5 separate regions of the Homo sapiens genome follow, and all the other regions are linked to region 1. A link is a loop called in an ENCODE intact Hi-C map of the cell type or tissue named here. Cell type or tissue: Calu3. All regions are shown on one strand.

Region 1 (5,000 bases):
GCGTGCACCTGTAATCCCAGCTGTTTGGGAGGTTGAGTCAGGAGAATCTCTTGAACCCAGGAGGTGGAGGCTGCAGTGAGCTGAGATCACACCACTGCACTCCAACCTGGGCAACAGAGCGAGACTCTGTCAAAAAAAAAAGAAAGAAAGAAAGAGAGAGAGAGAAAGAAAGGAAGGAAGGAAGGAAGGAAGGAAGGAAGGAAGGAAGGAAGGAAGGAAGGAAGGAAGGAAGAAAGAAAGAAAATACTTGAACAATCCCTGAAAATTACACTGAATTTCACACAGTTCACCATAGCTACAGTTTTAGCTAATCCATCTTAGATATTTACTTATGTAACACCTGGGGCATTTTTATGATAAAGCAAGAGACCAGGAAAGTGTTTTCCTCATGGCTATGTACCTGTCTAATGGGCATTATAAAATTTAAATGTTCCTAACACCAATCTCCCACCCTCAAAGACTGGTTGATGAATACTTCTCTGTGGAAAGGCAAATGTCCATCTGAAAGAGATCCATGAATACACCAAGATTTGTCTGTGTTGTCTTGGAGTATGTGCTGTGATAGCTATGTGAGAGACCAGAAAGAAGACTGTTGACTCTTGAAGTCTAGTCCTGGCTCTACCTCTACCTCTTAGGAAATTTTGGGCATGCCCTTTCCATTCTCCAGATCTCAAAATTTATATCAGTAAAGTGATCAGGGTTGGAGTAGACATTCCTTCAAGCCCTGATCTTCTTTGACAGTTTAGGCAAAGGCATGGATGAGATTTGTAAGACTAGTGAACTGGAGTGTTTAGTAAAGGAGCAACAACATTAGTAATGTGAGGTTGCAGGAAATGAGCCCTCTATATGCCATCTGTTAAGAGTCTGTTTGAACAGCCTCTCCTTAAAATAAGTTCTGCATATGTGTGTATGCCCACAGATATTTCAGTGGGAGATATTTTTGTGCCAGCCAGCCTTTTCTGCTACTTTTCTAAACAAGGGATTTGTGGAAAAATCTGCCATGATCAAGTTGGTATGGATCCACATTCAGTGGGCCCATGTGCTCACATCATTCTCCACAGAAAGCCATCTGCATCCTTTGATTCTTGAAAACCTAAAGGGAGAGCAAACTTGGGAGAGGGAATTGAAAGATAAATGCCTTGCTGAGCTTCCCAGCATCTGCCTACAGAAATGTCACAAGCATGAAAGAGTTCAGCAGCAGGTTTCTGGAAGGTGACAGAAGGAAGACAGTGCTGGAATATTTTCTGGATGGCAGTCTTCAGAATACCAAGTCTCTCCTGCTACCTTCCAGTTTACTATAAGTGCAATCTGGGATCTAGTTACCCCTCTAAATTCTCCAGGATACTGAGGACACATAGAAAGAAAAACCTAGAATGCATTTTCCCTCCTAGCCAGTTTTTCACTTGAATACAGCAAAGAAATAAGACTGTATCTGAACACTGCTGGATCTTAGGAGTTTTGTATCCCATCATTCAGATCGGCTAGCACATTGTGGTTTACAAGATGACTTCCATCTGTTTTTTCTAAGCAACCCTGTGAGATAGGTAGAAAGAAATTATTAAAGCCCTTTTACTGAGGAGAAGAAAACTGAATCTCAGAGAGGTGAAATGATTTGCCCAGAGTCACATAGCCATTTAATGGCAGAACTAGTACCTATATCCAAGCTTTTGGAATTCCAACACCAGGAAGCTGATATTATTTAATATGCCACTAAGAAACCAGAATGTTTTTCAATTATTTCCAACTGTTTCTATTGGTCGCTTGATGATAATCAGTAACCCTTTCAAGGGATTGCTTGTCCTCCTGCATAACCGTGTTCTAAATGGAACGGTACATCTTGTGATACAGGATGGCAATGCCATCTCCGCTACCAGCTGTACCCTCAAAGAGAATAAGCTGAGTTGGTGGTATAAGGGTGAGGCAGAAAAATCATTCTGAATAAATGTTTAATAAGTGCTTATTTATAACTATGGCAATTATTTTTCATATTAACACATATTAATTAATTAACACATATTGATTTTATAACCTGAAAAATGGCTTCATTCTTTCTGAAGAAAAGCTCATGGGCATAGCTACATAGTCTAACACTAGAGCAGGGAGCTGAGAGATCTGCATTCTAAGCCCGGTTTTGGTGTCTTCTCTGAGGGTGGTCTCAGAAAAGTCCCTCAACCTTTCTGGAACTCCAGTTGCCTTACCTGCTAAGAGATGTGGAAACAATTCCTTACAGCTCTAAAACTGAGACTAAACAATCCATTACCATTTAATTGTCTGAGACCCACTGATACCACTAGAGGGCACTCATACACTGGCATATGCTGGGGAGGTTTCCCCAGTGTCAGGTAACTTACAGGTTCTTTCCCATCCATGGCTTCCATCCATAGCCTTCTGTTAGCTTCTGAAAGGGCCTGCAGAGTGATGGTTCCTGGCCTGAGGGGGAAAAAAATGGTAAGTATAAAGCAGAAAATTCAACTGAGAGAATGGAGTCTTGTGATCTAGGGTCCCTCTCTGCCCTGGAGTTTGTCACACTGAACAAGCATAGGCTTACAGAATACTAATTTTTCAAAATCTCTTTTACTCAAGAAAACAATAGGCAATTTACAGAACAGTAACTTTGGGAACCATGGAGGCGGGGGTGGTATCTTGGTGGCCTTGTGCCCAGATCCTGCAAGAAATAGGAAGGTAACTGTCAAGACGCCTCCATAATGCACACTTAAATTGGCCCCATTGTGCTTGAACCAAACAAAGGCTCTCACTGCCTTACTCTGTTGGAAGCCAGCCACTTTGTCTGAGCTCTAGGAATGAGCATGAACATCAGAGGCACATTATCTCTCAGTAAAATGGCTTTGCTTCTTCCAGCACCTGCGATGTCCAAGAAACATTTTGAGTTGCAATAAATTCAACAACATGAGTACTGGCTAAGACACAGGGAGGAGGCGTTTTGGCTAATAAGCAATTTTATGACTAATAAAAACAACTAATATTTACTGAATGCTTACTAGGTGACAAATTTTGTTCCAAGTAAACTATGTATATTAACTCAGTTAATATATATAATAAGGCAGTTACAGTAATCATCTCTATTTCACAGAAGGGGAAACTGAGGCACAGAGTAATTATCCAAGGTCATATAGCAGGGAACTACTAGAGACAGGAATTAAATCCAGAAAGTCTGGTCCAGCAGCCATATTCTTCATTACTACAATATAAGGCCTCTTCTGCCTGGCACACGGCTTCGAACCCTGTTTTATTCTATTTATTTGCAGGCTACCTGCTGTGGTCTGAATATTCCCCAAAATTCATAGGTTGAAAGTTAACTACCAATGTGATGATATTAAGAAATGGGACCTTTAGGAGGTGAGTTAGTCATAAGGGTAGAACCTCATGAATGGGATTAGGGCCCTTTTACAAAAACTTGAAAGAGTAGGTTCATTCCCTTCCATCTCTTCTGACATATGAGGACACGGTGTTGGTGCTCTCTGGAGGGCACTGCAACAAGATGCCATCTTGGAAACAGAGACCAGGCCCTCACCAGACACTGAAACTGCTTGGACTTCCAGCTTCTAGAAATGTGACAAATGAATTTCTGTTGTTTATACATTACTGAGTCTCAGGTATTTTGTCATAACATCACAAATGGACTAAGACACTACTAACTACCCAGAGATATCCCAAGCTGTTATGCTCTTTATGGTCTTTTTAGATCTTTGTGACTCATCTGGAATTTTGAGATTAACCATACTTTATGCAAGGTATAAAGTCTCCTTGCATTCTCCTGGCTTGCTGAGCCATTAGGAAAACATTGTTCCTTCCACAAATTCTGTGATAAGATGAGACCTCTCCTAGAGTCATAGAATGATAAAAGCAATGCCAAGAGAGTTCAGCCACCCTGGATAAGTAACTAGGCCTTTCTAGACCTCAGTTTCTTTATCTGAAAGGGTTCTGGAACACAGGAGCTGGGAGGTCCTTTCCATTACTGATATCACAGGAATCCTGTTCTACCTGCTGGAATCATGGGGTTCCTGTCCTACCTTCTCTTACTTCATTAAAGCACCTCTTAATGACAGTCTTGTGGTTACTGGCAACAATATATACTTCCACAGCCATCTTGAATGGGGTCATCCATTGTTAACACAAAAATGATACAGATTCACAAACCAAAATTCAAATAACATCACCTCCCTCATGTGACTGTGGTGACGACTAAAGGAAATTATACGCTTAAATGGCTGATAACAGTGCCTGTCACAAAGGAGGTACTTGGCAAATGTTAGCAATTGTTTTTATTATTATTACAATTATTGTTGTTGCTGTTATTAAAACATTTCAAGCTCTGCCTTGCTATGAGCCTGTCATTTTAAATACTGCTAAGAGCCTAAATTTAGAACCAGGTGCAGTGACTCACACCTGTAATATGAGCACTTTGGGAGGCTGGCACAGGAGAATCACTGCAAGCCAGGAGTTGAAGACCAGCCTGGGCAACATAGCAAGGTCCCATAGCTATAAAAAATAAAAAATTAGCCAGATATGGTGGTGCACACCTGTCAGTCCCAGCTACTCAGGAGGCTCACGCAAGAGGATCACTTGAACCTGTGCCACTGCAAACCAACCTGGGCAACAGAGTAAGACCCTCTCTCTAAAAAATTAAAAGTTAAAAAAATAAAAAATCTTATCCTCTCTTCCTGACATAGAAAAAGTGGCTCCAAGAGCCCTTTGCTCTGTGCTCCAGGGAATGTGAGTACAGCTGCCTGATGCCTGCTAGGAAGCCTGACTCTGTTCCTTATATCAGACTGACTAGCCAGAAAAGCAGATGTCATGTCACTCAAAAGACTCCACATGCAGAGAGGGGCCTCAGCACCTGTTCATTATTATATTTAACGCTCTACTTTGCAGCTTGTTTCTTCTGCTTATAATAGACAATATAAAAAATTAAAAACAGCATGGAGCCAGGCATAGTGGCTCACGCCTATAATCCCAGCACTCTGGGAGGCCGAGGCAGG
Region 2 (5,000 bases), 270 kb after region 1:
AAAAGGATGATAGAATTAGAGCATCACAATTTTGCAACTCCCTAATAAAATAATGGCTCTGGGCAATGATCATCATTGACTACTAACATCACAGAAAGAGAAACAATAGCACATTATGTTCAAATCTGAATCTGTTTAAGACTAGAATTTACTGCCAGTTTTCAGGAAATGAAGGATGCAAAGGAACATGTTAAACAACATCATAGGAGCACAATTACCAAAATACAGACTGTGGAAATCTCTGGAGGACAGTTTCTTCAATAACAAAAAATGGAGGGCAGGAAAAAAAAGACATGAAGAATTTATAGATTAAAAGGAATTTAAGGTCGGGTGAAATGGCTCTCGCCTGTAATATTAGTACTTTGGGAGGCTGAGTACATTCCGGCGAATGGCTTGATTCCAGGAGTTTCAGACTAGCCTGGGCAACAAGGCAAAACCCCATTTCTACAAAAATACAAAAATTAGCCAGGCATGATGAGGCGTGCCCTGTAGTCCCAGCTACTCAGGAGGCTGAGGAGGGAGGATTGCTTGGGCCCAGGAGGTGGAGGTTGCGGCAAGCTGAGATCTCGCCACTGCACTCCAGCCTGGGAGACAGAGTGAGACACCGTCTCAAAATAAAAAAAAAAGGAACTTAAAAGGCATCAATCAATCATACTGTATGGACCACGATCAATCACACTATATGGACCACTTTTGGATTTTGGATTTTCACTTGAACAAATTGTTAAAAAAAATGAGGCTATTGGAGAAATTTAAACACTAACTCAATGATAGTAAAGATTTATTCTTTATTGGTTAAGATAATGAAGATTGATATTTATTTACTTATTTATTTAGAGATGGAATCTCGCTCTGTCGCCCAGGCTGGAGTGCAGTGGCACGATCTCGGCTCACTGCAACCTCCACCTTCTGAGTTCAAGTGATTCTCCTGCCTCAGCCTCCGAGTAGCTGCAATTACAGGCATGCACGAGCACTCCCGGCTAATTTTTGTATTTTTGGTAGAGACAGGGTTTCACCATGTTGGCTAGGCTGGTCTCAAACTCCTGACCTCAGATGATCCACCTGCCTTGGCCTCCCAAAGTGCTGGGAATACAGGCATGAGCCACAGCCCAGGGCTTATTTATTTTTGACAAAGAGTTGTAGTGTTACCAGTTGAGGGTGTCCTGTCCAGGTTCTTGGCGTTTTGAACAAATAATTGGACAAAAAAGGACAAAGCAAGGAAAGAATGTAACAACGAAAGCAGAGATTTATTGAAACTGAAAGCACACACCACACGGTGGGAGTTGATGGAGCAAGCGGCTCAAGGGCCCGGTTACAGAATTTTCTGGGGTTTAAATACCCTTTAGAGGTTTCCATTGGTTACTTGGTACATGCTCTAAGTAAATGAAGAGGTTAAAGTGAAGTTACAAAGTTATTTACTTAGTGTACACTCTATGTAAATGAAGAGAATGAAGTAAAGTTACAAAGTCATTTACTCGGTGTGTGACCTATGTAAATGAAGAGGATATTTCCTGTCATAGCTGAAGTGTTTCCCTTTGATTTAGTTCTAGGAAGTCCTTAGGTTCCCTGCTTCCAGGCCCTGTTCTCCTGCCTCAGTAGGAGACCAGAATATGCCACAATAAAATATGCCTCTTTGACACAGGATTATTTTGAGTTTATTACTTTCAGAAACTGCAGACCTAGAAGTTCTGAAAACATAATAGTTATCCTTTTGTAAAGGAAATTTAAAGGAAATTTCCATTTATAAGGATCTCTCTCTCTCTTTGCTCCAGTAAGAGAAGGATGACTAAATCACTAGACATTCATCAATGGAGAAGTCAGTGACTTAAATATGCATAACAAATCTTATCCTTCTTTACTGTACTTTTCCTGGGTACCTCACCATAACTGGCCTTGTCTGCACCCTTGTTTCTTTGTTTTAGTGTATGATAATATTTAAGCCAGAATTCAAAGCCACCTCTTTGAAATTTACTATTTCTCTTGGTATCTCTTATGTATACATGAGGTATACATGTTAATAAACCTCCATTTGCTTTTCTCTTATTAATCAGTTTTTTACAGGGGTCCATCCCAATTAAGAACTATGAAGTTTAGAGAGAAAATCGTTTTTCCTCCCCTACGGAGTTCTTGTATAAAAATACATATGGAAATACATATAGATAAAAAGATATGGCATCATCTGTCACAGTCAAGAGGAACCTAAGAAGACATGATGACTAAATGTAATGTGGTATGCTGAATAACTTCTTGGAACATAAAAAGGACATTATGTTAAAACTAAGGAAATCTGAATAAAGTGTGAAATTCAGTTAATAATAATGTCAGAGGCACTCGAACCAGAGTGACTCCATCTTTAATAGGTGCTGGGTAAAATAAGGCTATGACTTACTGGGCCACATTCCTAGGAGGTTAGGCATGCATAGTCACAGGATGAGATAGGAGGTCGTTATGACATGTACGTCATAACGACCTGTACAACATACAGGTCATAATGACCCTGCTGATAAAAAAAGAATGCAAAGGCCGGGCACGGTGGCTCAAGCCTGTAATCCCAGTACTTCGGGAGGCCAAGTTGGGCTGATTGCTTGAGCTCAGGAGTTCGAGACCAGCCTGGAGAACATAGCGAAACCCCATCTCTACTAAAAATACAAAAATTAGCCAGGTATGGTGGCACGAGCTACTTGGGTGGCTGAGGCAAGAGAATCGCTTGAACCCAGGAGGTGGAGGCTGCAGTGAACCCAGATCACGTCACAGCACTTCAGCCTGGGCAACAAAGTGAGATCATGTCTCAAAAAAACAAAACAAAAACAAAACAAAAACACAGTGTGATAAAGAAGCTGTCTGAAACCCACCAAAACCAAGATGGTGATGAAAGTGACCTCTGGTGGTCCTCACTGCTCATTACATGCTAATTATAATGCATTAGCATGGTAAAAGACACTCTCATCAGCGCCATGACAGTTTGCAAACGCCATGGCAACGTCTGGAAATTAACCTATATGGTTTTAAAAGGGGAGGGAACTTCTTCTCCGGAAATTGTCCCCCCTTTCCCGAAACCTCATGAATAATCCATCCCTTGTTTAGCATATAAGCAAGAAATAACTATAGGTATACTCAGTCAAGTAGCCTGCATTGCTGCTCTGCCTATGGAGTAGCCATTCTTTTGTTTCTTTACTTCTCTAATAAACTTGCTTTCACTCTACTCTGTGGACTCTCCCTGAATTCTTTCTTGCCCGAGGTCCAAGGACCCTCTCTTATGGGTCTGGATCGGGACCCCTTTTCCGGAAACAATAATATATGAATACTGACTCACTAATTGTTTAAAAAAAAAAAGTACCATACTAGTGTAATACAATAATAACAGGAAAAACTGGGTTTGCAGTATATGGGAATTCTCTATATTATCTTCTCAATGTTTCTGCAAATCTAAAACTGTTCTAAAATAAAAGTTTATTTTAAAAAAGATACGATATATGGGATTGGTTGAAAATAACCCAGGTCAGACACAGCAGGGAAAATAAATTAAACAAGAGTGGCCATGAATCAATTACTGTTGAAGCTGGTGATGAGTACAAAGAGGCTCATTATACTATTTTCTTTTTTAAAACAGTGCCTTGCTCTGTTGCCCAGGCTGGAGTGCAGTAGTGCCATCTCAGTTCACAGCAGCCTCAACTTCCTGGGCTCAGGCAATCCTCCCACCTCAGCTGGGACAACAGGTATGCTCCAACATGCCTACCTAATGTTTTTAAAAAAATTATTTTTAGTAGTCAAGAGTGGTTGCTCAGGCTAGTCTCCAACTCCTGACCTCAAGCAATACTCCAGTCTTGGCCTCTCAAAATGTTGGGATTACAGGCATAAGCCACCGCTTCTGGCCTATACTATTTCTTTATTTGTTTATGTTAGACATTTTCCATAATAAACATCAAAATAGATATATCCCAGATTTGCAAAAAAGGAAGAAATAGAAATTCTAGAACTAAAAAGTACAATAACTGAAAATAAGAATTCAGTGAAGCTCTTCCTCTTCCACTTCCATTTCCTTTTCCCTTTCCTTCTCATCCTTCCATTTCCCTTTCTACTTTCCCTTTTCTACTCTCCCTTTCCTTTCCCTTTCTTTTTCTTTCTTTCTTCTTTTTATTTATTTATTTATTTGAGATGGAGTTTTGCTCTTGTTGCCCAGGCTGGAGAGCAACAGTGCAATCCTGGCTCACCGCAACCTCCACCTCCTGTGTTCAAGTGATTCTCCTGCCTCAGCCTCCTAAGTAGCTGGGATTACAGGTATGCACCAATACACCCGGCTACTTTTGTATTTTTAGTAGAGATGGGGTTTCTCCATGTTGGTCATGCTGGTCTCAAATGCCCAACCACAGGTGATCTGCCCACCTCGGTCTCCCAAAATGCTGGGATTACAGGCGTGAACCACTGTGCCCGGCCTTCCTTCCCTTTCTTACTTTGCCCTTTTCTTTCTGAATAATTCAGCTCAGAAGACATTAAAAGTGATGAAGAAAAGCAGGTTTCTGAACTAGGCTTAAGGGAAGCTATGGTGGCTCAAAGCAGGGTGTTTCAGCCAGATCAGAGTGAGGAGGGTGGACCGGGTGCAGTAGCTCACACCTGTAATCCCATCACTTTGGGAGGCTGAGGAGGGTGAATCACTTGAGGTCAGGAGTTCAAGACCAGCCTGGCCAACATGGCAAAACCCCATCTTTACTAAAAATACAAAAATTAGCCGGGTGTGGTGGTGGGCGCCTGCAATCCCAGGTACTCGGGAGGCTGAGGCAGATAGAATTACTTGAACCTGGGAGGCGGAGGTTGCAGTGAGCTGACATCATGCCACTGCACTCCAACCTGGGCGACAGACTGAAACTCCATTTCAAAAAGAAAAAAAAAAAAGAAATATGAGAGTGAGGAGGGTGTTTATGTGGAAGCAATTAATGACCTGTCACATAGTGTCAGAGCCCATATGCGATGATGAAATCATCCACGTATATTCCCTAGCTCTG
Region 3 (5,000 bases), 510 kb after region 1:
CTTAACAAAAATAGCCTTCATTAATGATAACTTTTATATAGCCACTTTCAAAACCAGCAAAAGCCCGATCAAATCTATAAGGTAACCACAGTGGTAGACAGGAAAGTCGTTAGTCTCCACTGTATAAATTTGGAAACCAAAGCTTAGAGAATGACACGAGTTGTCTCAGATGACTTAGTGGCAAGCATGGAAGCTGGCTTGATTAGAAAAAAGCTTTTTTTCCAACTTAGTGATCATCTTTGGGCATTATTGCATCTCCCAGTGAGAAATGTTGCTGCCTCTTTCCTGGGTGCATAAGCCCTATGCTTGAGTGTTTCTCAAGACCAGAAGGCCTGCTTTTTTCCTGGTTGCATCCTTCTCAGCATAGAAAACTGCTCTGTGCTGTCTCTGGGACGTGGCCTGTGTAAATGTAGGTGCAGATACTGTCATTGACCTCAGAAAGCATGTGCTGCTGCTCAGCCTTTCCTTCTTTGATGCTCCCTCCAGGAGACCTGTGGGTTTGGCTCTGAGGCCTGATTGGACTCTGGAGCTTTCTAGTATGCCCTCTCCCCTGACTCTCCCAGCCTGGGTCATCTGGGCCCCTCCCCCAGGGGCTTAAGTCTCAGTGGAATCCAGTTTGTGCCAGCTGACTGCTGTTACTGACCTATCCTGGCACATCACCTAAGCTTTGGCCAGAGCATGCACTGCCTGCAGAATATAGCCTTTAAAACTGCTGGCAGCCATGCCTTGGAATCTGCATATCTGGATACAGAGGTAGGGCAAGGGGCCACAGACATTCCTACCTCACTCACCTCAGCCTGCCCGTTGTCACTCTCCCCACCAGATACATAAGCCCATCCTCAGTCCGGGCCACCTGGGCTTCAGCCCCAGGTGAATCGAGTCTACTGGGGGTGGGGGTGGGGTCGCTCCTGGCCTCAGCCTGGGTAGGCTGAGACGAGTGGGAGGGACAAGGCAGAGCACCTCAGTTCAGCCTTTAATCACCAAGACATATGTCTCTGACTGATCCATCTGGGAGGGAGCCTCGGGGCCTCCCAGCCCTCCATGAGATGGTGTATTGTGGGGAGCCAATGTCCCTGACATCCTGTTTGGTAATAACCCATTACATTCTCTAGATTCCTGTTAAGGAGGGCTGGTGGGGAATTCAGTCTGTAGCCCTACTCCAAACTCCTTTGCTCCTTTGTCTTTGGAGCAATTGCAGCCTCTTTGAAGGCTCCTTACCTCACTTCCCCCAGCCATTTGGCTGCAATTCTGACAGTGGTCTGGGCAAAGCCATTGTCCGGACCCACAGGGGAACGCAGCAGCTGGGCTTCTTTCTCTAATTTCCTCTTTTTCTTTGGGACCCTTCAGAGTCAGAGTTGGGGTGGAACACATTTGTTGAGTGCTTGGTATTATGTGCCAGGGGCTTTTACTTTCTGTAGTATTTTATTTAATGCTCTCAGTAGCTATAAGATGTGGATGCTGGCTGGGTGTGGTGGCTCACACCTGTAATCCTAGCACTTTGGGAGGCTGAGACAGGGAGACAGGAGGATCACTGGAGGCCAGGAGATGGATATCAGCCTGGGCAATATAGTAAGACCCTGTCTCTACAAAAAATAAAAAGAAAATTAACCAGGTGTGGTGTGGTGGATGCTATTGTAGTCCTAGCTACTCAGGAGGCTGAGATGGGAGGATCACACAAACCCAGGAGTTTGAGCCTGCAGTGAGCTGTGATAGCGCCACTGCACTCCAGCTTGGTTGACAGAGTGAAACCCTGTCTCAAAAAGAAAAAAAAAACCCATAAACATGAAAAATAAAATAAAAATAGAAAAAAGATGTGGATGCCATGGCTCCTATTTTACCAAGAAGGAAACAGAAACCTGGAGAGGTTATACAACTCGCCCAAAGTCAAAGAGCTAGTGACTGACAGCATCAGGATTTGAACCCTGGGTTGTGACTCCACTAGACCAGAAGGAGCAGGAAAACAGCCTGGGGGGCTGGGGTTGGTTCCTTTGAGTCTGAGCTCCTTGCTTGGCTGGCATGAGGGCAGGTGGCATAATGCAATGGCAAAGAGCACTGAACATGGAGTGAAAAGATCAGGGTTATAGTCTCAGCTGTGACACTTTACCCTGTATGACCTTGGAAAAGTCTCTTGGGCCTCAGTAGGCCTTATACTGTAACTTTTAAAAAATACCAATGTGGAGAGTCCTACCGCAGATCAATTAAGCCAGCCTTCTGGGGAAGGGGCCCTGGGCACTGGTATTTTTTAAAATAACACTTCCTAGCTGATTCTTATGTGCATCCAGGGGTGAGAATCACTGAGCAATGTGATTTAGACCAAGACTTTTCAAACTTTAATGTGTTTGCCCAAGGGTCTTCTTAAATATAGTGGTTCTGGGTGTGGGGCTTGGGATTCTGCATTTCTAACAAGCTCCCAGGTGATGTTGATGCTGCTAGTCTGGGACTACACTTTGAGTAGCAAGGGGCTACAGGGCTCTAGGTAGTCATGAAAGAACTTGGCATTGACCTGAGTGAGATGGTCCCCTTCTGCCAACCCCCAGCTAGGGCCAATGCCTAGCATCAGGGGAGGGAGGTGCCTCTCCTACCCTCTCCATTAGCCATGAGTAACTGAGGGCTGCAGTGGGATTTTAAGGGTGTGTTCCTGGCATGCAGGCCTACCCTAGAGATTTGCTCCCTTTCCTGGGGTGGCCATACTTGTGACCCTTTAGGGGCCACTGTCTGCTCCTGCGCCTGCCTCTCTGGAAGTCCTAACCTGGTCCATTTTCTGGCACCTCCCTTTTGTCCTAATAACAGGAAAGCAGAGCTGGCTGCCAGGATGCGTGCTAAGATGGGGAAAGGGTCTCATCCCAGGGGCATGACAGGAACAGGGACAGGGAAGTGGCTGTGGCAGCCAGCTCAGCTGTCCTAGCAGCAGAACCATGTTCCTCACAGGCTCCCTGGGCAGCTCCCTTTGGACTGGTCTTACATCACCTAGACTACCACTGGCCTGGAGCACAGGATCCTTTTTCAGGCTTGCATTGCCCCCTGCCAGACAGGTGGAGGTACTGCTAGCAGGGCTCTGTCAGACACTTTCCAGGGACCCCTCAGAGGTCCTGGCGATTCCTAGATCTCTATCTTAGGTTAGGAAGTTGCAGTAACATAAAACATACATGTATGCATGCACACACACACACACACACACACACACGGAGAGAAAGAGACGAGAGAGAGAGAGAGACAGAGAGACAGAGAGAGAAAGAGAGGCAGATGCATGCACAGACTGAGGTGCCTGTGGGTATATACAGGTGCATGGTCCCACAGTGATCCTCATGAGTCATGGACATGAGCAGATTTGGCTACAGCTACATGTAGAGACAGATGCTGTGGTGGGCACTGACCTGTTGCATTCACTCACAGAAATGCAGAGATGTTCATCCTTGCCCTTACCCCCATTTGCCCCCAAAACCTGCAGGGGCTCCAGGGGCTGCAGAGCCCTCTCTTCTTTCCCTCAAATCCTCATCAGTGTGTGACCCTTGAGGAGCCCATTACTTTTTCTGACTGACTTCTGACTTCCCCCACTCTTCCCTCCACTGTCTACTCACCTAGCATCTCTGAAATACTGTTTTGTCCTTCATCTTATCTGTCCCAGCCACTAGGATTTCATCCTGGGTTTCCTTGTGAGTGAGCACTGGGAAGAGAGAGCTCTTCCTGTCTTGGAAAAACCTCACCAGCCTCCTTAGAGTCCTCTGGTCAGGGGGGCCAGGCGAGACTGTGGCCACAGGTGCTGAGGAAATGGAGGATGTGTTGGGGGCAGGACTCCATGGCAGGATCAGCTCTGCTGAAGCCAGCTGACTTCCCCAACCAACCCGGTGATGCCAGGTCCCATGGTCCCAGCCCCATTCATCTTGGCATCACCTGGGTGGGAAGCAAATAACCGCCCAGGCAGGTGCAGGGCTTTGCTGCTGGTATTTGGCCTACCCTGACTAGGAGCGCCTCCTCTGTGGCTTTAGTCCAGCTGCACATCTCTGCTGGTGCTGGCAGGGGTGCTCAGCTCTGTGCCAGAACTCCCAGAGCAGAGGCGACAGGCTGACCTAGCCATGGCCCCCCAAGACCCCGACAGGCCAGTACTGTGTCTTCATGACACTCAGCACTGCACTATGACACAAATAGGCCAAGAGGGCTGGGGCAGTACTGGGAAGCTCCCTGAGGAGGGAGGACTATAATGAGCATGGGGGTGCTGCTGTCAGACTCAGCTGGGATTCCAACCCTGGCACTGCTGCTTTGTCCACTGTGAGACCATAGGCTGAGCCTGTTTGTTTGTCTGTAAAATGGGGATAGCAAAGCCATCACCAGTTATTGTGTGTGTGAAATGAGAGTTGGCTGTCAAAGTGCTGAAGAATGTTAGATGCGATGATGAGAAAGAGAATGATAGGAATGGTTGAACATTTCTACTTCCTGCCTGGGCTAAGGTGGTCTACCCAGGGCCTTGGAAGGGGGTGAGTCCCTCAGAAAGGCTCGGGGGTGGACACAGCTGTGGCTTCTTATCCCAGCAGGCCTCCTTGACCCCAGATGATCCTGGTTCCTGGGCAGGGGGTGGGAGAGTGGGAGGGGTTTGGAACAGGCAGGGAATGAGACTCAAGAAAGCCAGGGCCAGGATGCCCAGACAGTAGGGCTTGGGGAGCAGAGGGCCTCCTGGCTGGCTATGACTTGGAGCAAATGTGCTAGGACCTCTGGCCTTCTCTTGCCATTGCTAGATCACCAGAATGAGACATGTCTGCCTGCTGGGGTTGGGCAGCATGCACCTAGGGCCCTGGTGTCAGCACCCTCCTAACCCCATTTCTTTGCCTGTTTCTTTCCCTTGTTCTGTTTTAGAAGCCGAGGCCAAAAGAGCATGTGAGTGGCTTCAAGCAACAGGATTCCCTCAGTATGTGCAGCTTTTTGAAGGTAAGGCCACTCAACTGTTTACCCTCCCATACTTCCCCTAGCCCTCAGTTTTTCATCTGTTAGATGGGGCAAGTCAGATT
Region 4 (5,000 bases), 610 kb after region 1:
ACCCTGTCTCAAAAAAAGGTAGGAGATTGGAGTTTAAAACTATTATTGTAGAACTGTCTATTCCTCCTGTCAATTCTGTCAATTTTTGCTTCTTGTATTTATGGACTTTTTGTCGGGTGCATATATGTTCATTTTGCTATATCCTCATGAATATCTGAATAGACCTATAACAAGTAAAGAGATTGAATCAGTAATTAAATATCTCCCAACAAACAAAAGCTTGGGACCAAATGGCTTCACTAAAATAATTAACACCAATTCTTCTCAAAACCTTCCAAAAAATGGAGGATAAAGGAACACTTTCTAACTAATTTAATTATGTCAGTATTACTCTGATACTAAAGTCAGACAAAAATATCACGTTAAAAAAACAGATAAATAACACTTGTGAATATAGATGAAAAATATTCAACACATTAACAGTAAGCTAAATTCAACAGCATATTAAAAGCTTTATACATGTTACCAAGGGTGATTTATCCCAGGAATGCAAGTATCTTTCAATGTACAAAAACCAACCAATGTAATATACCGTATTAACAGAATGAAGGGGAAAAATCCACATTCTAATCTCAACTTATGTTGAAAAATAATTTGACAAAATTCAACACCCTTTCAAAACTTACTAGAAAGCTACAGTATTTACAACAGTCTGGTCCTGGCCTAAGGATAGATACATTGATGATTGGAATCAAATTTAAAGTCCAGAAATAAACCCAAATGTCTATGGTCAACTAATTTTTGACAAAGGTGTCAACACTACTCAACAGGGAAGAAAGATCTTTTCAACAAATGATGCTGGGGCAGCTAGATATCTACATGCAAAAGAATGAAGTTGGACCCTTACCTCAAACCGAATACAAAAATTAACTAAAAATGGATCAAATACCTAAATATAAGAGTGAAGATTATTTTTTAAAACTCTCAGAAGAAAACACAGAAGTAAATTTTTATGACTGGATTTGGCAATGTTTTTTTAGATGTGACACTAAAAGCACAAGCAGTAAAATAAAAAATAGATTAATAGAATTTCATCAAAATTAAAAACTGTTGTGCATCAAGGAATACTATCAAGAGAGTAAAAAGACATTCCACACAGTGGGAGAAAATACTTGTGAATCATGTGCCTGTAAGGGTCTATCTGGACTATATGAAGAACTCTTACAACTCAAGAGAAAGACAAACAACCCAATTTAAAAATGGACAAAGCACTTGAATAGACATTTCTCCAAATAAGACATACAAATGGTCAACATGTACATTAAAAATTTGTCAGTGTCACTAATCATTATGGGAATGCAAATCAAAGCTAAAGAGCTTATTTCACTTCCACTAGATTGGGCATAATTTAAAAAATAGAAAATGATAGGTGAAGAAATTGAGACCTGTGTACATTGCTGGTGTAAATGTAAAATGGTACACACACTGTGAAAAACAATTTGGTGACTACTCAATATATTAAACAGAAAATTACCATATGACCAAGCAATCCTACTCCTACATATATACTCTAAAGAATTAAAAAGAAATGTTCAAATAAAAATTTGTAAACGAATGTTTATAGCAGCACTATTCACAGTAGCCAAAAGGTGGAAACAGCTCAAATGTCTGTCAATGGATAAACAAAATGTGGCATATCCATAAAATATAATATTTTTTAGTCACAAAATGAAATGAAGTACTGATACTTGCTACAACATGGATGAACTTTGAAACAAGGCAGGCGCAAAAGACCACATATCATATCATTTCATTTATATGAGGTACCCAGGATAGATAAATCCACAGACAGAAAGTAGAGGGGCTGCCAGGGGTTGGAGGGAGAGGGGAATGTTACAAGTTTTCCATTAGGAAGATTAAAATGTTCTGGAGCTAGATAGTGGTGATGGTTGAACAAAACTATGAATGGACTAGTTGCCAATGAATTGTACATGTTAACAATGGTTAAAATGGTAAATTTATGTTATGTGTATTTTGTCCTAATTTAAAAAAAAAAGAAAAGAAAGGAAAGCTCCAGGAAAACAAAAAGCTGTCTAAAAAAGGCTAAGAAAGGGAAATGGTTGCATCATAAACTACTTGGATATGAAGGAAACACAATGTACATAGCCACCATAATGCCATTATTGCTTGTTTTCAACTTTTAAAATCAACATGCAGAGAAGCCACGGAAGACTTAATTAGGCTTATGGAAATGTCATCAATCTTGACAATGTGAAATTAAAAGTATACGTGATGAAAGATGGGATGTAGAAAGGAAGAGAGGAGCTGAAGAGGAAAGCAGGGCCACTAATATTCTTATCTTACAGAACGGGGAATCAAGAGATATTGTCTACAGTTGATAAAGCAAGAAATATAGATGCAAGCAATTGTCTAAAGCTACACAGAAAAGCAAGGAAGGAACTAAAGATAAGGTGTATATGGAGAAGACAGGAGTAGGAGAGGTTGTGTCTTAAACTGATAGATTAAGAAATAGCAGCTTATGTATAGTATTAGAGATAAATGAAGGAACTAATTACCAGGAGAAACAGCTAAAAGACGAGCGGGTCTGGCATGGGAAAAGATGGGGCAAAGGACTGTTGATTGTTATAATAAAAACTTCTACTCTTTGATTTTTAATCATATACATGTATTCGTTTGATTTCAAAAATACACATTAAATCCTGTAGCTCTAACCATATCCACTCCTAGCCTTAAATCCTTCTAAAGCTCTCCAGTGATACAGGTTAACTTTTGAACTTTTTTATGTAATTCAAAGCCCTTTGAAATCTGGCCCCAGATTCAAAGAGTAAATACATGAAGAAAATGACAACTTTAGACTATGATAAGTGTTATGACGAAAATAAAACAAGAAATGACCTAAATAATGATTAGAGTTGGGGGAGTGGCAATGTTAGCCTGGATGATTGGAGAAGGTTCCTGAGGAGGTGGCAATTGAACTGAGACCTGAATGAGGAGATATGAATAGCTTTCTATATCTCCCACAATGCCTTGCATACGTTATGTGGTACACACTATATATTTGCTGGTTGGCTGAGCATGGAGTCTCAGGGACAGAAGGTTCCTTAAAGGTTTTCTAATCCAGGTCCAAGCCTACATAGGTTTAATTTCCCAACAGTAGGACACTGCCCTCAAGTGGTACAATCGGCCTCAAGGTCGCCAAAGTTTCCCACTGGAGGAGGTCCTCAAGACTCCCTTATGGATAGCTGCAGAACTAGCATTTTCTAGGCACCTGCTGTGTGCCTGAAACTTTTATACCCAGTATCTTACTTAACCCTTATCTGGTGGTACTATTATCATTCCCATCTGAAAGATAAGGCAAACTCAGAGAGTTTATGTAACTTACCTAAGGCCAAGCTGCCAGCAAGAGTGTAGTGAATTGTCTGACTACAAAGCTGGTGCCTCTTCCTACCATTCTTTGCTCCCTTAATTCTGAAGTTTAAACTACCCTGTTCAGGCTTTAGAAGTTCTTTGAGATTCCCAACCTCAGAACTGCCTTGGTTTCCTTGGGCCTTTCTCACTGGAGATATCAGCTCAGCCTATTCCACCTAGTGACCCTATAGAGATGTGAGGTTCCACTGTCTTTATTTTTCATGATTATAACATGAGGACTGAGATATTGTGTGACCCAAAATGCCCCTGGTTGGACATTCCCATACCTCACTCAGGCTTCCTTCGCCAAATTTGGACTCGCTCTTATTTCGTGTGTGTGTGTGTGTGTGTGTGTGTGTGTGTGTGTGTGTGTGCACGCGCCTGGTCTCCAGGCAAAAAGGTCATTTCAATCCCCTGCATTGTGACCTTTTCTCTTCCCCATCTATCACCGAATCTGCTGGGCCTGTTCCACCTCCCGTTTTATCTCTCCTGTGGGCCAACGCAAGGGATTTACTCTTTCATATCCCAGAGAAGATCCTGCAGATCTCCTATACTTCCTCCCTCTCTCTGCCTCCTTCACAGTCACAGGGCCTGAGCCTGCTGCCAAGAGGTAGAAACAAGAGAGCAGGGGCTTGGGCCTCTCTGGGATTCTTTGGGGCAGCCTGTTGTGAGAGGCGCATGCCCTCGTGTGTTCACATCATGTAAATTCAGGCTAAAATTAGAGGCCTTTGGCCTTGATGTTGGACCCTTCTCCATGACCTGGCCAAGGAACCTAGCTTTTGCCTCTGCCTGTGCCATCGTCTCTCTGGCATTTGAATCAACCTAGGTCTTGGGAACTTTATCTCAGTCTCACTCCAAAAGTAACTCCTTTTGGTCTGGCCATTCTCTCTCTCTCTCTCTCTTTTATTCTCTCTCTCTCTTTTTCTCTCTCTCTCTCTCTTTCTCTCTCTCTCTCTCTCTCTCTCCTGTAACTATGAAACAATGATAATAGCCACTCTTTGTCATACATGTCAGGAGATTTATATGCATTAGCTCATTCAATCTGCACAACACCCTGGTAGGTAAGTGTTACTTTCTTGGCCTATAGTAGGCACTTAATGAATGAATGAATGATATCTCCCCAATTCATCACAGATCAAACAGAAGCTCAGGGAGAATCACACAGGTAATAAGAGACAGATATAAAATAGAAACACAAGTCAGTTTGACCTCAGAGCCAGGGCTCCCAACAGCTATATTAGGATGCTTCTAACACTACTGAGGCTCCTTAAATCCCAATCCCCAGGTTTATCTGAGGGGAAAACTGAGGGTTGTGGTTAGCTATGCTGGGTTTCAAGTTAGACAGCTAGTAAGGAGGCACCATACCTTCCTAGCTGTGTGAATGTGGGCAAATTACTTAACTTCTCTGTACCACAACTTTTTTGTTGGCAAATGATAGTATTTATAGTAAACAACTCAGAGGGTTGGGCCACTTTAATGAGATAATGTACATAAAGGATTTAGTATGGGGCTTGACACATAGCAATTGCTCTGCCCCTTGCTCTTCACCCCATATCCTCAACCCCTTTCTCCATTCTAGTGAGGCGAATGGTAGCCACCAAAAAGATATGGCCATGTTCTAAATCTTGGAC
Region 5 (5,000 bases), 290 kb after region 1:
CATCTACTCATCCTAAGGGACTGCATGCAGTGTGTTAGGAACTCAGTGGCCTCTGCTGCCCTTGGTCATGCCCACTCATAGGATTCTCTGTTCCCAATCTTACTAGAGAGGAAGCTTTAAAATGATTCCCGTGTGGTTCATCTTTCCTTCCTTTTTTTTCCTTTTCCTTTTTCTTTTCTTTTTTATTTCTTTCTCTTTCTCTTTTTTCTTTTCTTTCTTGCTTTTTTTCTTTTCTTTTCTTTCTTTCTTTCTTTTTTTCTTTCTTTCTTTCTTGAGTTGCTCTGTTGCTCAGGCTGGAGGGCAGTGGACTCACTGCAGCCTCAACCTCCTGGGCTCAAGCAATCCTCCTGCCTCAGACCCCCAAGTAGCTGGGACTGCAGGCACCTGCCACCAGGCCTGGCTAATTTTTGTATTTTTTTTATGGATATGGGGTTTTGCCATGTTGCCCAGGCTGGTCTCGAACTCTTGGCTCAAGTGAGCTGCCTGTCTCAGCCTCCCAAAGTGCTGAGATTACAGGCATGAGCCACTGCACCTGTGGAATTTGTATGCTTATTCACTACATCAAAAACACCTCGTGTGGTGTTTCTTATATTAAAGTTTACCTCAAACTTTAACATGGGAAGCATGGGAAGTATTGAGTTGCTGTTGCCTACTCCTAAGGGTATCCTTTCCTTGCTATTCTTCCTCTTTCCTTGTCAGGTTCGTCCTTCTCAAGAAAGCGATGGGGGAGGGGTGGAAAGTAGGAGTGTGTAGTACAACAGACACACTGCTCTTTGCACTGTGTGTCATTTTAATGGCAACCTAACTGCGTAGGTTTTGTTTGCTTTTCAGAAGTGCACTTTTTAGATGAACTCATTCAGAACAAACATTGACCATACATTCGTCCACAGTGGCCCCATGTTCACCTTTTTTTCAGTTACAAAAAGGGAAGGCATTGCTGCCAAGAAGCAAGGTAGTGAAGGACCAGAAAAAAAGGCAGAAGGAACAACAGAAAACAGCAGGGGAAGGAACACCTCCTGTTGGCTAGCTACATACGCTCACCACTCAGTTTATCCAAGTTCCATTTCATTCCTCGGCTTCCCTCAGCCCCTTGGCCTGACTTTGCTGACAGAATAGTTTTATGTCACCTTCCAACTGCCTGACCCCAAGGCTTTCCATCTCAATTCATGGGCCTTGCTTTCTCCAATCCATCACTAGCAGTGTGGGTTGATTTTGTCTTACTCAAAAACGAAAACATTCTGGCCAGGTGCAGTGGTTCACACCTGTAATCCCAGCACTTTTGGAGGCCGAGGCAGGAGGATAACTTGAGGTCAGTAGTTCAAGACCAGCCTGGCCAACATGGTGATACCCCATCTCTGCTAAAAATACAAAAATTAGCTGGGCTTGGTGGCACGCGCCTGTAATCCCAGCTACTCAGTAGGCTGCCGCATGAGAATCACCTGAACCTGGGAGGCGGCGGTCGCAGTGAGCTGAGATAGCACCACTGCGCTCCAGCCTGGGCGACAGAGAGAGCCTCTATCTCAAAAAACACACACAAAAAAACAAAAACAAAACAAAAAAACCCCACATTCTAACAACAGACACAGAACACTTAACTTCATATTTTTATATAACTATGTGTTCTCAATTTTTACAACAAATGTAATTTTTTTAGTTTAAAATTTTATTTATTTTTAAATATTTTTATGTAAGAAAAAGTAAAAGTTCTTGTCCTACCATCTTTGTGTGGTATCTGTCTGTCTGTCTCTCACACAGGTCACTCAAGTTAATGGGAAAGAACAGGAGGCCAAATTCTGAAGTTATAAATAATAGAAAATAAAAGATCTTCTGTCTTCAGTGAGGGAATAGATGAGAGTATGGAAGGGCAAAATCGGGTGGGGAGGGGCAGCAGACATGTGTTTCTTATTTTTTTAATATTTATTTATTTATTTATTGAGATAGAGTCTTGCTCTGTTACCCGGGCTGGAGTGCAGTGGCTCGATCTCGGCTAATTGCAACCTCTGGCTCCTGAGTTTAAGCAATTCTCCTGCCTCAGCCTCCTGAGTAGCTGGGATTACAGGCACACACAACCATGTCTGGCTAATTTTTGTATTTTTAGTAGAGATGGGGTTTCCCCATGTTGGCCAAGTTGGTCTTGAAATCCTGACGTCAGATGATCCGCCCACGTCAGCCTCCCAAAGTGCTGGGATTATAGGCATGAGCCACCACACCTGGCCAAACATGTGTTTCTATTGTAAATATTAATAGCTAACATTTAACTCAGTCCTCACAACTCTATTAGGCAGCTATTGTTATCTCCATTTTACCGATGATGAAACTGAGGCATGGAGAGATTTAGTAACTTGTCCAAAATGACATGATTTACTAATGATGGAGTTTAGTTTCAAACCTACATAGTCTGGTTCCAGAGTTTGTGTGCTTATTCACTACATCAAGCTGCCTCTTTGAAAATGTAAAGATAAAAAGTAAAGAAAAATGAAAGTAAAATTGCTTCCTTGACACTCCTACTACCACCACTATTTTTCAGATAACTGTCGCCTTGCGTTTAGAGTAGGCATCAAATACCTTTCAAGCCCTGCCTTGTATTCTTTCCATCTACCACTATGTAGGCAGGTTCAACCTGACAGTACTTGCCTACACTGTGTTTTATCTCACAGAAGTCCACAGGCTTCTTCTTGCCTGTGGGAAACTGTTCTAATATTCTGAAGCATGCACAAGTCTGGAGGTGAAAGGGAATTAACACTGCACATAGTGACTCCTGACCAATGGGATACAGGAGCTGTAGAGAGACTCCTACTCTTCTGTCCCTCCAGTGGACAACTGTGAATTGCATTCTACATGGCTCCTCAGTGGGATTGACCCCCAGGTGCCCAGCTGGAAATATATTCTTTTAATGACTTTCCTTCCTTTTCTGCTTCAGACTTTCATGTTCTGCACTCCTGTTACATGGGATGACTTCCCAATATCAACACCAACATGAAAGTCCTTGTCTCAGGCTCTGCCTTCTGGAGGAAATCCAGGAATAGACAGACAACTGCAGCAATAAGATACATTTTGCTTTATTGTTGGCATTTTACTTTCTCATGTATTTTCTCTTTCAAGCCCCCAAAAATTCCTTTGAATTAAGTTAGTACTGATATATTCCCATTTTTTAAAAATAGAGACAGAGTCTCAGCTCACTGCAACCTCCACCTCCTGGGTTCAAGCAATTTTCCTGTCTCAGTCTCCTGAGTAGCTGGGATTACAGGCGCCTGGCACCACGCCTGGCTGATTTTTGTATTTTTAGTAGAGACGGGGTTTTACCATGTTGGCCAAGCCATGTTGGCCTGACCTCAAGTGATCCACCCGCCTCAGCCTCCCAAAGTGGTGGGATTATAGGCGTGAGCCACCTCGCCCGGCCTGATATATCCTTCCCTGCCCCCCAACCTTTTTTTTTTTTTTTGAGACGGAGTCTCACTCTGTTGCCCCAGGTTAGAGTGCAGTGGCACAATCTTGGCTCACCACAACCTCTGCCTCCCAAGTTCAAGTGATTCTCCTGCCTCAGTCTCCCAAGTAGTTGGGATTACAGGTGCCTGCCACCAAGCCTGGCTCATTTATTTTTATTTTTTGTATTTTTACTAGAGACAGGGTTTCGCTATGTTGGCCAGGCAGGTCTCAAACTCCAGACCTCAAGTGATCCGCCCACCTTGGCCTCCCCAAATGCTGAGATTACAGGTGTGAGCCACCGTGCCCAGCCTATATCCCCATTTTTAATGAAGAGATTCATATTGCTTTTTACAATATATGTGATGACTGGTTTTTTTTTTACATTTTTAATTTAATTTAATTTTTTTTGAGACAGAGTCTTGCTCTGTCACTCAGGCTGGAGTACAGTGCCATGATCTCAGCTCACTGCAACCTCTGCCTCCTGGGTTCAAATGATTCTCATGCCTCACCCTCCCAAGTAGCTGGGACTACAGGCATGCACCACCACACCTGGCTAATTTTTGTATTTTTAGTAGAGATGGGATTTCACCTTGTTGGCCAGGCTGATGTCAAACTCCTGGCCTCAAGTGATCTGCCTGCCTTGGCCTCCCAAATTGCTGGTATGAGTGAGCCACCATTCCTGTCCTTCTTTTTGTTTCTTTTTCTTTTCTTTTCTTTTCTTCTTAATTCACAGAACGTGAAAAGGGCATCCTTAGCACTTGGACTTTTGTTCTCATCTTTTTCTTCTTTTGGTGGCAAGATGGTTGTTGCATTCTTGCATCTCCAGATATCATGTCTATATTCAGGACAAGAAGATTGAGAGGAGTAAGCCATGCAAGCTGAGTGTGTGTCCTCTATTTAATAAAATAATTGCTTTCTCAGAAACCTGCCCATGTACAGGTCTGTTAAAGAATAAGGGGGACATGGATATTGGTAGGAAAATTCAATTCTTGTGTGTTCATTAGTCCTTCTATTTACATAATATTTATTACATAAATAGTATTTTTATAAGCTGCTTTTCTTTTTTAATGTACCACTCACATATATCTTAGTCCATTTAGTGTTGTTATAACAGAATACCCGAGACCAGGTAGTTTATAAAGAAAAGAGGTTTATTTGGCTCATGATTCTGGTGACTGGAAAGTTCAAGATTGAGCTTCTGCATCAGATGAGGGCCTCAGGCTGCTTCAACTCACTGTGGAAAGCAGAAGGAAAGCCAGTGTGTGTAAAGAGATCACATGACAAAAAAGGAAGCAAGGGTGGGGAGGTGACAGGCTCTTTTTAACAGCCAGCTCTTGTGAGAATTAACAGAGTAATAACTCAAGCGCCCCAAGAGAGGGTATTAATCTACTCATGAGGAATCCACTGCCATGACCCAAACACCTCCCACCAGGTCCTATCTCCCAACATTGTCACATTGGGGATTAAATTTCATTTTTTTTCTTTTCTTTTCTTTTTTTTTTTTTTTTTTTTTTTTTGAGACAGAGTCTCACTGTGTGGCTCATGTGGCTCAGGCCTGTAATCCTAGCATTTTG

What was found. Hi-C counts contacts between places; a loop is a spot of excess contacts. Peaks named below come from ENCODE experiments on the same cell type or tissue, not always from the same donor. Only the 100,000 strongest peaks of a DNase experiment are listed, where the experiment ranks them.
Region 2: a loop joins it to region 1, with 15 times the contacts of the local background. A loop is called at or near these places in 77 of 110 quality-filtered maps.
Region 3: a loop joins it to region 1, with 10 times the contacts of the local background. A loop is called at or near these places in 30 of 110 quality-filtered maps.
Region 4: a loop joins it to region 1, with 18 times the contacts of the local background. A loop is called at or near these places in 17 of 110 quality-filtered maps.
Region 5: it touches region 1 in a loop (10-fold over the local background); 16 of 110 quality-filtered maps call a loop at or near these places.

Annotation. Positions count from the first base shown.
Region 1 is chrX:68,194,835-68,199,834 of GRCh38, forward strand. It overlaps OPHN1 (oligophrenin 1), which reads right to left. Exons shown (of 25, transcript NM_002547.3): 12 at 2,352-2,430. Among named protein-coding and RNA genes, the nearest start is that of OPHN1, 240 kb to the right of the region's middle. In Calu3, no CTCF peak of the experiment used is centred here; a DNase peak (open chromatin) is centred at 2,307.
Region 2 is chrX:68,459,990-68,464,989 of GRCh38, forward strand. No RefSeq gene overlaps it. Among named protein-coding and RNA genes, the nearest start is that of OPHN1, 29 kb to the left of the region's middle. In Calu3, a CTCF peak has its summit at 2,914 (motif pointing left); a DNase peak (open chromatin) is centred at 2,902.
Region 3 is chrX:68,708,066-68,713,065 of GRCh38, forward strand. STARD8 (StAR related lipid transfer domain containing 8) reads left to right here. Exons shown (of 15, transcript NM_001142503.3): 3 at 4,849-4,920. Among named protein-coding and RNA genes, the nearest start is that of STARD8, 63 kb to the left of the region's middle. In Calu3, a CTCF peak has its summit at 3,026; a DNase peak (open chromatin) is centred at 3,016.
Region 4 is chrX:68,804,886-68,809,885 of GRCh38, forward strand. No RefSeq gene overlaps it. Among named protein-coding and RNA genes, the nearest start is that of EFNB1, 22 kb to the right of the region's middle. In Calu3, a CTCF peak has its summit at 3,109 (motif pointing left); a DNase peak (open chromatin) is centred at 3,145.
Region 5 is chrX:68,488,045-68,493,044 of GRCh38, forward strand. No RefSeq gene overlaps it. Among named protein-coding and RNA genes, the nearest start is that of YIPF6, 8.5 kb to the right of the region's middle. In Calu3, a CTCF peak has its summit at 2,862; DNase peaks (open chromatin) are centred at 757 and 2,807.